Regions from separate parts of the Homo sapiens genome. Here regions 2, 3 and 4 are each linked to region 1. A link is a contact called in ENCODE Hi-C or POLR2A ChIA-PET data. All regions are on one chromosome and are shown on one strand. The core of a region is the stretch at or near the end of the contact, and the rest is flanking DNA. Distances in the headings are between cores, read along the strand shown.

The links. Hi-C counts contacts between places; a loop is a spot of excess contacts on that map. ChIA-PET counts read pairs that join two places held with the same protein, here RNA polymerase II (POLR2A). Pooled maps may share reads with other maps.
Region 2: a pooled map shows a loop between it and region 1 (4-fold over the local background). The contact joins the enhancer-like site here to the promoter of PLPP6 in region 1. A Hi-C loop is called at or near these places in 1 of 168 maps with a recorded cell type or tissue (naive thymus-derived CD4-positive, alpha-beta T cell) and 7 of 50 pooled maps. POLR2A ChIA-PET finds 5 or more read pairs at or near these places in 2 of 52 experiments (OCI-LY7 and activated naive CD4-positive, alpha-beta T cell).
Region 3: a loop to region 1 is called in a map of endothelial cell of umbilical vein, with 4 times the contacts of the local background. The contact joins the enhancer-like site here to the promoter of PLPP6 in region 1. A Hi-C loop is called at or near these places in 1 of 168 maps with a recorded cell type or tissue (endothelial cell of umbilical vein) and 5 of 50 pooled maps. POLR2A ChIA-PET finds 5 or more read pairs at or near these places in 3 of 52 experiments (BJ, CD4-positive, alpha-beta T cell and naive thymus-derived CD8-positive, alpha-beta T cell).
Region 4: a pooled map shows a loop between it and region 1 (2.2-fold over the local background). The contact joins the enhancer-like site here to the promoter of PLPP6 in region 1. A Hi-C loop is called at or near these places in 2 of 50 pooled maps. POLR2A ChIA-PET finds 5 or more read pairs at or near these places in 2 of 52 experiments (activated T-cell and naive thymus-derived CD8-positive, alpha-beta T cell).

The regions. Positions count from the first base shown.
Region 1 is chr9:4,660,782-4,663,767 of GRCh38, reverse strand. It overlaps PLPP6 (phospholipid phosphatase 6), which reads right to left and starts at 1,474. Exons shown (of 1, transcript NM_203453.5): 1 at 1-1,474. The coding sequence starts at 1,392. The coding sequence ends at 505. SPATA6L (spermatogenesis associated 6 like) reads left to right here. Exons shown (of 12, transcript NM_001353486.2): 2 at 1,732-1,869. RefSeq lists a silencer at 1,080-1,339.
Region 2 is chr9:4,761,910-4,764,662 of GRCh38, reverse strand. No RefSeq gene overlaps it. Among named protein-coding and RNA genes, the nearest start is that of AK3, 22 kb to the right of the region's middle. RefSeq lists an enhancer at 796-1,734. Within about 2 kb of position 1,312, at least 21 of the 41 ENCODE cell types and tissues checked have a DNase peak (open chromatin) inside an H3K27ac peak, as active enhancers do.
Region 3 is chr9:4,554,268-4,557,046 of GRCh38, reverse strand. All of the region lies in intron 2 of SLC1A1 (solute carrier family 1 member 1), which reads right to left. Among named protein-coding and RNA genes, the nearest start is that of SLC1A1, 65 kb to the right of the region's middle. Within about 2 kb of position 1,492, at least 3 of the 41 ENCODE cell types and tissues checked have a DNase peak (open chromatin) inside an H3K27ac peak, as active enhancers do; they include endothelial cell of umbilical vein, where a contact is called at or near this core.
Region 4 is chr9:4,572,845-4,575,544 of GRCh38, reverse strand. SLC1A1 (solute carrier family 1 member 1) reads right to left here. Exons shown (of 12, transcript NM_004170.6): 8 at 1,531-1,638. Among named protein-coding and RNA genes, the nearest start is that of SLC1A1, 84 kb to the right of the region's middle. Within about 2 kb of position 1,373, at least 4 of the 41 ENCODE cell types and tissues checked have a DNase peak (open chromatin) inside an H3K27ac peak, as active enhancers do.

The DNA of each region.
Region 1 (2,986 bases), core at 225-2,724:
AAACTAGAAAAACCTATGTCTTGGACTTTAAAAATACTGTTTAAAATCTACCTCAGGAAAAGGACTAGGATTAGTACATGACCTGTCTGCATGTATATTTACAGAATGAACATCATGTTTCTTTCTCGAAGTTCAGTTTACAAGTGGTATGTTGATTTAGGGATTATCACAAAACACAAATCTTACTGATACCAACTTTTAACAGCAACAGTATAACCACCTCAGCTTGTTTTCTTTGCAGTTGTCCTGGAAACATAAACAGTTGTTGAATAAATATACAATAGAGGATTTTTTGGGTTTTTTTGCTTTCCCTAATATGGCTGTGTTCAGTAATGGCCAGTGTGTGCTCCAGCCTAGCAGCACATCAAGATCATGGGACACCTGAAATCCCAAAGGAAGCCTGAAATGCCTAAGAGGGACAAGCGGGATGGCTGCTGGTTTAGGTTGACATCATCGAATGTGGAAACCTTCAGACTTCCTGGTGCCATAATCAATGAGATGGTGTCATCGTTGACTCCACAGTAAAAAGAGGACCGGAGCATTATGGGGTGAGAGCCAGCAATAGTCCACGATGCTGTACTGCATGTAGCCCAGAAAAAAGCCAAAAGCTACGTCGGTGACATTGTGCCGCCCCAGCATGACCCTGGATAGGCCCAAGACGAAGGCCCACAGAACCACCAGCACCCTCAGTGGAATGGCCAGCACCAGGTGGTTCAGGATGAACCTCGACATCAGGGCGGCCCTTGTGGCATGGCCCGAGGGGAAGGAGTACTTGTCCACCGAGAGAGTGACAAACATGTCCATCTGGTTGTGGGCCGGGCGGCGCCTGCGGACCAGCCCTTTGATCAAGGCCACCAGCAGCAGGTCCAACAGCAGGGCGAAGAGCAGGTTCATCAGCACCTCGCGCCCGGCCCAGCTGTCGCTCCTGCACAGGCAGTAGAGGGTGCCCAGCAGCCAGGGGATGCCGTGTCCCGAGATCTCCAGCAGCTTCATAAGGGGTCGCACGCTGCCCCACGACGAGCTCTCTCCCGCGCACACCCCCAGCTTCTTGGACAGCCACAGGTCGATGGCCAGCAGGGAGCGCAGGGCGATGCCCAGGAAGGACGGGTTCAAGTCCATGCGGTCCTCCTCGGGCAGCGGAGGCGCGGGCGACTGCGAGGGGCCCGCCGCGGCCAGGGGGAAGGAGCCGCGGCGGTGAACTGGGCTCTCCGATGCACGGAGCCGGGCGCAGGTGGGGTCCACGGCCGTGGCGCGGCTGCTGAGCAGGGACTGGAACTCAAACCTGCTGCCGCCGCCACCGCCGCCATGGGCTGGGCTGCCGGGGCTGCTGCTGCTGCTCGAAGCGGAGACGCCCAGCGGCCGTCCCTCCATGCTCCTCCGGGGACTTGGCATCGCAGCTGGCGGCCCGGATCCCGGGACCTGGCCGGACCAAACAGAGGCTTCCCGGCCCTGCAGCCTCTTCCGCTTCCGCACTACCATCCCGGAGGGGCGGGGAGAGGAGCCGGCGAGAGCGCGATTGTGACACCTGGTGGAGACGTGGGAGGGAGTTGGAATTTCCAATGTGAGGAGAGCAGAGGGGAGGATGTTGGCGTTGGGAGGTACAGGTGAGGGAGTGAGGTGATGGGGAAAATGTCAGTGTCTGTAGGAGCTTAAGAGAAATAGAGCCCCGTGTAACAAAACAAAGCAAAGTCTGTTTTCTCTCCCTTGTTTGTTGTTTTCTTTCTTTTTAAGATTTCTTGCCCAGGAGTGTTCCTGCCTGGCAAACAAGATGTGTACCTCGGGGTCTACCTCATGAATCAGTACCTGGAGACCAACAGCTTTCCCTCTGCGTTCCCCATTATGATTCAGGAGAGCATGAGATTTGAAAAGGTGATCTTGACTTTCTCATTGGCTTTTGTTGTCTGAAGATAACCTGAGAGTTCTTATAAAGAACAGAGTTCTTACAGCATTATTTGGTAAATTTCATTTTTAAAAAAATTATCCGAAAGCACTTCAGCACAATGCAAAACCGCAGTCGGAACACTTGCTTTTGTAATGCAGGTCTGAGCCAAGTTCTGTCAATCTAGTGCTAAATACCCTGGTTGATGTTTCCTATTCTTGGAACTCCCATGGCATTTTTTTAACTGGAGCAAAGAGAGCATTTCTGAATGTTTTTGGAGGTGTTAGAGGTAATTGCATTACATTTACGAAAGGGATTATTAATAAACTGTGGACCTTAGAAAAAACTGTGTTAGACCAAGAAAAATAGCGAAAAAAAAATAATGAAATTAGTTAAATCCTGTAACTAAAATCCTGTAACAAAAAGGCTGTTCAGATTTACTGTTTCCTCAGATCATACCTAGATTATTTAGCTACAGTGATAAAGGCTAGATTCCATTCTGGTGAATAACATGGTGATATAAATAGTCAAAACATTACCAGCCTTCTTCACACTAAACTATTCATAGAATATTGATGTTATTACTATGTCATCACTGACAATCTCTTAACATTTTTGTTTTGGAATTTGGAGATGGAATCAATTTTAACCTTAATAAGTCTAATGATTTTGCCCCAAACAATGTCATTGAGGGAGATCTGGGGAGAAGGAAGGCTACAGAGTAGAGCATGTCACATTTTTTTAAAAAAATTATACTTTAAGTTCTAGGGTACATATGCACAACGTGCTGGTTTGTTATATATGTATACATGTGCCATGTTGGTGTGCTGCACCCATTAACTCATTCCCCCCACCCCACGACAGGCCCCTGTGTGTGATGTTCCCCACCCTGTGTCCAAGTGTTGTCATTGTTCAATTCCCACCTATCAGTGAGAACATGCGGTGTTTGGTTTTCTGTCCTTGTGATAGTTTGCTGAGAATGATGGTTTCCAGCTTCATCCATGTCCCTACAAAGGACACGAACTCATCCTTTTTTATGGCTGCATAGTATTCCACGGTGTATATGTGCCACATTTTCTTAATCCAGTCTATCACTGATGGACATTT
Region 2 (2,753 bases), core at 63-2,562, 100 kb before region 1:
GCCAGGCTGGTCTCGAACTCCTGACCTCGTGATCTGCCCACCTTGGCCTCCCAAAGTGCTGGGATTACAGGCATGAGCCACCATGCCCAGCCTGACTCCATCTCTATTTTTTAAAAATAAAATAAATAGAAACCAGTATTGGGCATCATTGATCTCAGGCCCTCTCAGGGCACAGAAGTAGGGAATATAAGGATGTGTGTACACACATACACAAAATCATACATGCATTTACCCTTATATTTCTCTACATACGTAATAAAATATGGATCTTATTAGTTTGTTTATTGAAAACCATGACTTCATACCAATACTTCTCATTCCAACCTAACACAGTTTTCATTCTAGTTTTCTGTCCATAATTTATTTTTTTGAGATGGGGTCTTGCTCAGTTGCCCAGGCTGTAGTACAGCCTCAATCTCCTGGGCTCAAGTGATTCTCACACCTCAGCCTCTTTCCTTGAGATGGCATACAGGTGCATGCCACCACACCTGGCTAATGTTTTCTTAATTTCTGTGGAGACGGGATCTCGCTATGTTGACCAGGCTGGTCTCAAACTCCTGGCCTCAAACAATCCTTCTGCCTCAGCCTCTTAATGTGGTGGGATTACAGGAATGATTTGTTAACTGTCTTCTCCAACAGCGAGAAACTTTGCTCCCATTATCCTTAATATTGTACATTTACATACATGTCCTTGGAGATACCTTTCTCTCCCCACTGGGACTCCAACACCCTGTGGCAGACTGCCTCTCTGCCGGGACACCCCTCACCACAATTGGGTTCTGACACTCTGGCCTGGACTTGCCCCTGAATGTATGCTTTCTGATCCTGGTCAGGTTCCGGCCACCACAGCTCACCTCCACCCCACTCATAGCTGCCTATCTTGCTCGACCCTGCACCTGATGACTTTTGCACCTGATTTTTCAAGGAAGGAAAAGAGGAACTATATAGCTTTTCTCTTATTACTTTTAAGCACTTCCATTTCATTTATACTTGGTCATTCAGAAATTAAGAGTTATTTCTACCATGCACTATTCTTAAACTCTGTGATGCCTTTAAAGAGTGCCTCTTCAGTGAGACTGGGTCTATGCTGAGAGTAGAGGTCCTGCCTCCTCCCCCTTTTTCCTGTCCACCACATTCCTCTGTCTGCCCAGAGTAGGGAAGGCTGCAAACCCTCCCCCCGCCTTCCTCCTAGGAGGTCGCTGCCTGAAAGCTCTGTCCTGCCCGGAGGAAACCAGCTCAGCCTCCAGCTCTGGCCTGGCCTGATAGTCTGCCAGTAGCCAGGCCAGCTCTATCAGTTCTGTGCACGGGGATGCCCTGCGCGGAGGGGAGGGAGGAGGGGGAGAAAGAGTTGCCCGTGGGGCCTCAGGCCTTTGCTGTGCCTCAGTTCCCACACCTCAGAAGAATAAAGTACTCAACCCAGAAGAAAGACTCGGGCTTCCAGACTTTGGTTTGTGAGAGCAACGACATTCAAGGGTTACTCACGTAGACATTTAACAACCCGTAAAGGGAACTGGATGACAGAAATTACAGGATGGCTCCACCCTCGCGAAATGACATATTCATTTGAATGCTTGGGTAATTTCACAACAGGCAGTGCTGGTGGGGAGCAGGTTTTCCTCACTGAAGATGGAAATAAGGGTAATTGCTAATTTCCTTCCCCTGACCTTCATGACCTGCCCAGCTGTCTGCTGCCACCAGCCTCCTTCCACGGCTTTTCTTGTCTAAGGCTTCATGCCTTAAGAAATCAATTTACTCAGCTTTGTTCTGGGCCAGGTGAGAAAAAAAAATCAATGTATTCATACAAGTGGGACAATTGCAAACAAACGGAGTAAGAAAAAATAAATTCAGTTATGTAGTATTTGAGGCTTGAATTCGAGTAAATCAACCAAACTTCCTCCTCGCTTCAGGTAAAAGCATTTGTTGTTGACACAGCGCCACCTGATGGCAACTGGAATCTTGGCAGGAAATAGTCACCTGTCATTCCAACGTTATGCTGCTCATTTCACCTTTTTGTGTGTGTGTGTGTGTGATGGAGTCTCGCTCTGTCGCCAAGGCTGGAGTGCAGTGGCATGATCTCGGCTCCCTGCAACCACCGCCTCCCGGGTTCAAGCGAGTCTCCTGCCTCAGGTTCCTGAGTATCTGGGACTACAGGCGTGTGCCACCACGCCCAGCTAATTTTTTGTATTTATAGTAGAGACGGGGTTTCACCGTGTTAGCCAGGGTGGTCTCGGTCTCCTGACCTCGTGGTCTGCCCGCTTCAGCCTCCCAAAGTGCTGAAATTACAAGCGTGAGCCACCGTGCCCAGCCATCATTTCACACTTTTTTATTTTTAAATTTCAGTTCCCTTTCAAGCTCTAGACTCTTTCATTCAGAGTCCATTCTCTGTGTGCTTATGGTAGATGCTAAAGGTCTAAGAAAATATGACCACTTCCTGTCTAGTGTGGTGGCTCTCAAACTTGACCTTGCTCAGTTGCTCAGGCTGGAGTGCAGTGGTGCAATCTCGGTTCACTGCAGCCTTGACCTCGTGGGCTCAGGTAATCCTCCTGCCTCAGCCTCCCAGGTAGTTGGGACCACAGGCGGGAGCCACTATGCCTGGCTAATTTTTGTTTTGTTTTTGTTTCGTAGAGACAGGGTTTCGTCATGTTACACATACTGGTGTTGAACCCCCGGACTCAAGCAATCTGCCCGTATAGGCCTCCCAAAGTGCTGGGATTGCAGGCATGAGCCATCGCCCCTGGCTGAGAAAGTTTTAA
Region 3 (2,779 bases), core at 243-2,742, 110 kb after region 1:
ATACATGGTGGTTTAGTTTGGTTCCCAGGGCAGCCAACGAGAACACTTTTCAGCCATAAAAGACTCCACAGGGGAACACATGTAACATCTCAGTCTTTTTCAACCTTGTTTTATTGTTGTTGTTGTTGTGCAAAACCACCCCCCAAAGCCGTTTTCCTAATCACCACCCCTCTGAAATTCTAAAACCGCAAACTGTATATCTGGTTATATAGTAAATGATACATGTGTTTTTTTACATAAAAAGAGTAAGATTTTCTCCCCCAACTCACCACCACCAAATAAAAACAGCTTTTGCTGCCTTGGGGACGATATTGTCTTGGTGAGAACTTGTGGTCTAGCGCAATGAATGTTGACTGTGAGAATGAGAATCCAGGCATTAGACTCTTAACTGGCGTTGACGTCGAAGATCAGGCCCAACTTAGTCCCAAACAAGTAAAACCTCATTTGCCCTTTAGTTCTGAGTTTTTATTCTCAATGGACCCCCGGGTTTCTTGCTCTCAGGCCATCTTTGGTGGCTGGCGAGGTCTGAAGGACCCCCTCTCTTTACAGTTCACTATCAGAACTCGTTTCTCCTGGGAGTTGAAAGCTGTCCTATAGGGGGTGATAAATGAGAATGAACTAAGCAGGTGTGATGGCATCTGCACAGAAATCAACAGTGAGTATTTAAAATGTTTATAGTAATTGGACAGTAACTTTATTTCTGTTGAATGTAATAATAAAAGATAGGGGCGGGGCGTAGTGGCTCACGCCGGTAATCCCAGCACTTTGGGAGGCCCAGGCAGGTGGATCACCTGAGGTCAGGAGTTTGAGACCAGCCTGGCCAACATGGTGAAACCCCATCTCTACTTAAAAAAACAAAAAAACAAAAACAAAACCACACACACACACAAATTTGCTGGGTGTGATGGTGTGCACCTGCAATCCCAGCTACTCAGGAGGCTGAGGCAGGAGAATCTCTTGAACCTGGGAGGTGGAGGTTGCAGTGAGCCGATATCATGCCACTGCACTTCAGCCTGGGCAACAGGAGTGAAACTCCATCTCAAAAAAAAAAAAAAATAGGGCTAGTATTTTGTATGTCTATTTTTAATATAACTTTTCTAGTAATTTGCTCTAACTATAGTTTACGAAGGTTATTGATCTGTAACAGATCAGAAATTTTAACAACTGGATTTGCTCCATCCAGTTTAAAAACTAGATGTTTTGTGAAGCCCTGGTGCGGAGACCAGTTACTGTGGGCTTTCAGAGGAGCCTGAACTGTCACCAGATTGAGATGAGCAGGAGAGGCTTGATGGAACAGGTGGCACCTGAATTGGGCAGAAAAAGAAGAGCACGATTCCAGTTCCCTGTGAACCCAGGGTTATCCATTAGAACCTGGGACAGTTTTGAGGCTCGGCTGTGGCCTAGAAACAGGGATAAAATCCCCGGTTGTCCTTGGAAGTCAGGGGCACCTGCTAGCTCTTTATTTTAGGTAAAGGCATTTATTTGCTTTTTTCACCTCAGGAGAAGGCTCTGATGAGCAAGGGTGTTGGCTCCCAGCCAAAGCAGTAATCATCTGAACTTTTTACAAAAACACTCCAAAGGAAGCAGTTGCCTGGCTAAACAATAGCATGTTTTAAAAATAAACATCTGAGGGCAAAAGACTCCTCCTAGAGCTCTCTGATTAAGCAACCACCCACTGAGAACAAAGCTTTCGTGACAATCTCTCCACATTGCTGTTAAGGTATCAAAATTCAACCCCTTATTGGAAGTTCTTTTAGGTCTGACATTTGGTGGTGTTATGCCATTATAAGTGGACACCACATCCAAGAAACTCATTGTTGCATAGGAGTTAAAACTCGCCATGTGGATGACTCCTGTCTCTGTCACCGGCAGAGAGGCCACCTGTGCAGAGAGAAGGCATGGGCTTTGGTGGGACAGACTGGGCTCAAATCCCAGCCTCCTCCCAGACTCAGCTTCTCCATCTATAAATTGGAGGATCTGAAATGCCTCTATCGCCTTTAGGTTAATTGTGAGGAACAAAGTGAACAACCTCAGCTTGCGTAGCTGTTGTGAGGATTAGAAATAATGTCTATAACAGGCCTAGTACAGTGCCCAGAACACAGTGTGTTCTTAGTAAATAGCCTGCATGATTACTGAATAAATGATAAAGATGATGTGCATCACTGAGCAGATGGAAGGTATTCAACAAGCATTAACTGATTCATTCATTCCCTCCCTCATTCATTCCTTCATTACACGGTCACTAAAGAGATCCTTTAAAAACATAAATCAGGTGATTTTATACATCAGGATAACCCTTCAATGGCACTGAAGATAAAAAGAAAAAATCCTTACCTTGGCCAACAGGCCTTGCAGGGGAGGCACCTGCCTGCCTCTCCAGCCCCTCTTTGTGCCATCTTCCTGTCTCATCCCCTCCTCCAGCCTCTTCTGGAACAGACCAAGCTCCTTCCCACCCCAAGGCCTTTGCACAGGCTCTTCCCTCTGCCTGGAGTGCTCTTCCTCACTCTTCATTTGGCTTTTAAGTCCTTTCCTCAGAATCCTTCCCTGATTATCCACCCTAAACCAGGGTGTCCTGATTTCCTTGCTTGGCATCCTGTGCATATCATATCTCAACAATTTTTATCATTGGTTCATTATTTTATATCTCTTTCTTGCTAGGTTTTAAGCTCCATGAAGGCAGGAGACCTAGCTATCTGCTTGTTCACGAATGTATACTCAGTGCCCAGCACATAGGAGATGCTCAGTAAACATGCTGATTGAATGACTAACAGGTATTTAA
Region 4 (2,700 bases), core at 124-2,623, 88 kb after region 1:
ATACCTCATTATACCCCTTATCACAGCGCTCAGTCCTCACCCACTCCATTCCCTGCACCAAGCTGCTGTCTTGCTGGTGGCGCCCACTGTCTAAGAGGGAAGTCAGAGTTACAGTAAGGAAAAAAGTCTCAGCTCTTCCACAGCCATACTTTAGGATTATTTCTTTCTTTGTTATTCCTGCCTTCTCAAACTGTTCATTGTTTCACATGGAAATACACAGGTTACATGAACTAGGAGGCTTAAGAAATGAGACTCATTTCACAGATAGATATATATGTAACTGGCAGCTTAGAGTTTACAGATCAGTTATGTGTGTTTGAAATAGGAAATGGCCATCAAAAATATAGATCCTGGAGTTCTGGCGAGAGGATCTTCTTGATAGAGAGCTTGTAGCTAAAAACCATGAGGAACTGACTTTTAGTTTCCTGTTAGACACCTAGCTGGGGTAAGAGAATAGAAACCAGCAGAACTCGGTTATGAAATGGCTCAGCTCATACACCCCAGCCACGTCACTGCTGAGACACGATCCCTGGCACTGCCTGTTTCAGCAGCCCTACAGCAGGGTGGCCTCCAGTGAATTGGAGGTCCCACCTCCCTTAGCGCCAGGGGCCTCACACTGTAGGGACCAAATCTGCCTCTGTGTTGGCTGGCAGGGCTGTGTTTTTGGCAAACACAGATTAAGAACCAAATGCGCTGTGTTGGAAATCTCCAATACGATCAAGTTCCAATAGGTGAGTTCATTGCTCAAGTTGGGTGTTTGTAGGTATTGACTTGTGAGAGTCAAATCAATGATATTTATTTATTCCCTTAGTCTGTATTTCTTAGGGTATGTGACATATTCTGCCCCTGTCTAGGTGTCCAGGGGCACCATTCATAACTTATCCCACCTCATCTTTTCTCAAGGAAACAGTAGCTAGGCTGTAATAAATATGGAAACTACCCAACCCCTGCTGCCTTCCTGTTTAATGGCTTCCAAAAAGGCCCACACAATTCCTCCCAGCCTCAAGATTCTCCTGGCACCCTCTCTGACACTCTGATGCTGCAGGACATGGTGGTGGTTAACAGCCCCAGCAACAGTGTTTGAACCAACAGCCATCCTGCTCCTACTTGCTCAAGTCTGATTTCATTTAGGCCCTTGCTAATTTCTTTCAGGTTCAGGGTACATGGAGGCTATTCTTGCTTGCTTGGCTAGTTTACATTCTTAAGGAAATGAAGGCCAGGAGAGAGCCAAGGGAGGCTACGAGTGGGTTTCTCTCTTGTTGTAAAAAATTATTTTAACATAACCAATAAAGGCAGTGACAAAGCCTGGTCCAGGCTGTTCTGCCAAGAGCTGACAATTAGCACAGCATGATCCACCTACAGTACAGCTGTTAAAGGGCAGCCCTCCTCCCCCTGCTGTCTTATCTCTGAACCCTATCTTTCCCAGCACATAGGGCAGAAGCCAGTTTTAACCAACTGAAACCCAACCTCTCAGCGGCCATCCTATTAGATCAAAGGAGGTTTCTGTCTCTTCTCTTGAGTCTGACATACCCAGTCAGGACTGTGGCCATGTAAAGGCCCAGCTTGCGGAATATTTCCCAGTCTTCAACTTCTATGATCTTCCCAGCAATCAGGAACAAAATACCTAGTGGCATATAACTGGAAAGGAAGCACAACAGAGGCGTGATTCCGTCATCAAGTGCTTTCTCATGCTAGGTTGGTGGGGAAGGAACACTCCAGTGTGGGCACCCTCAGCTTGGCATGCACACTTGGTGGAGCACAGGATGGGAATTGAAGCTAAGAGTTGTTTCAAGTCCTGGGTGAACAATATTGGCTCTAGTTTTTAGTACCTGTGTGCACCTTAAATTCTACCCATCCAAACTACCATAGGGTAGTTTGCAAACTTGGCAAGAACATGTGGTTAGATGGGTGCGCACCTCATGCCGTGTTCCTAGTGCATATATATCCTGCTGATTGTCCTATCTGCAGATCTCACTTGAGCTTGACCCTCACTGCCAAATATGGCTCTTTCTAGCCACGGTCATCTGTTTCCCAGGTATCAGCAATAGAGGCGATAGTATTAGTACTGGAAGTGATCATAATAGCTCTATTTGTGGAGCTATCGTTGTATCTTGCATGAGGGAAAGTATTTTACATGCATCATTTCATTTAATGTACTTCTCCTATCCCTGGGGGTAGCTTTTATTATCCTTTTTAACAGATGATGAAGCTGAGGTTTCTGCAGTATTAAGTGACCTGCCTTGCCATTTTTACTGAACCCTTTACATCACTGTCAGTATCTACACTTTGGATTAAATAATGTTGAACAAATTAAATATGAGGTAAGCGAGACAGATGCATCCTAAGAAAGGTGGACTTTTTGGCATTTTCAGGGAGAGGACAGACACTGAAATGGTGTCACTGGTATGCTCACGGATGGTAGCTTTCATTCAGATGGGTTAGTGCCCATGCAGTGCCAGTTATAAATATTTTGAAACTCACTTTTGCATGGGGTGCAATAGGGAAAGCACTTTGTGTTCTCATGTACAGTGAAATCCTTCAAATCATTTTTTAAAGAATTACTTCTTACACGAAGGCTGGTTGAGTGCAAGATGATCTCCCAAGGCTTTGAGGGAAAAGACAATGGTTGATAGCTAGACTTCTGTTCATGAACTAACTCCTGGGTAATATGTGGAATTATTTAATACTCTAGTGGTGGCT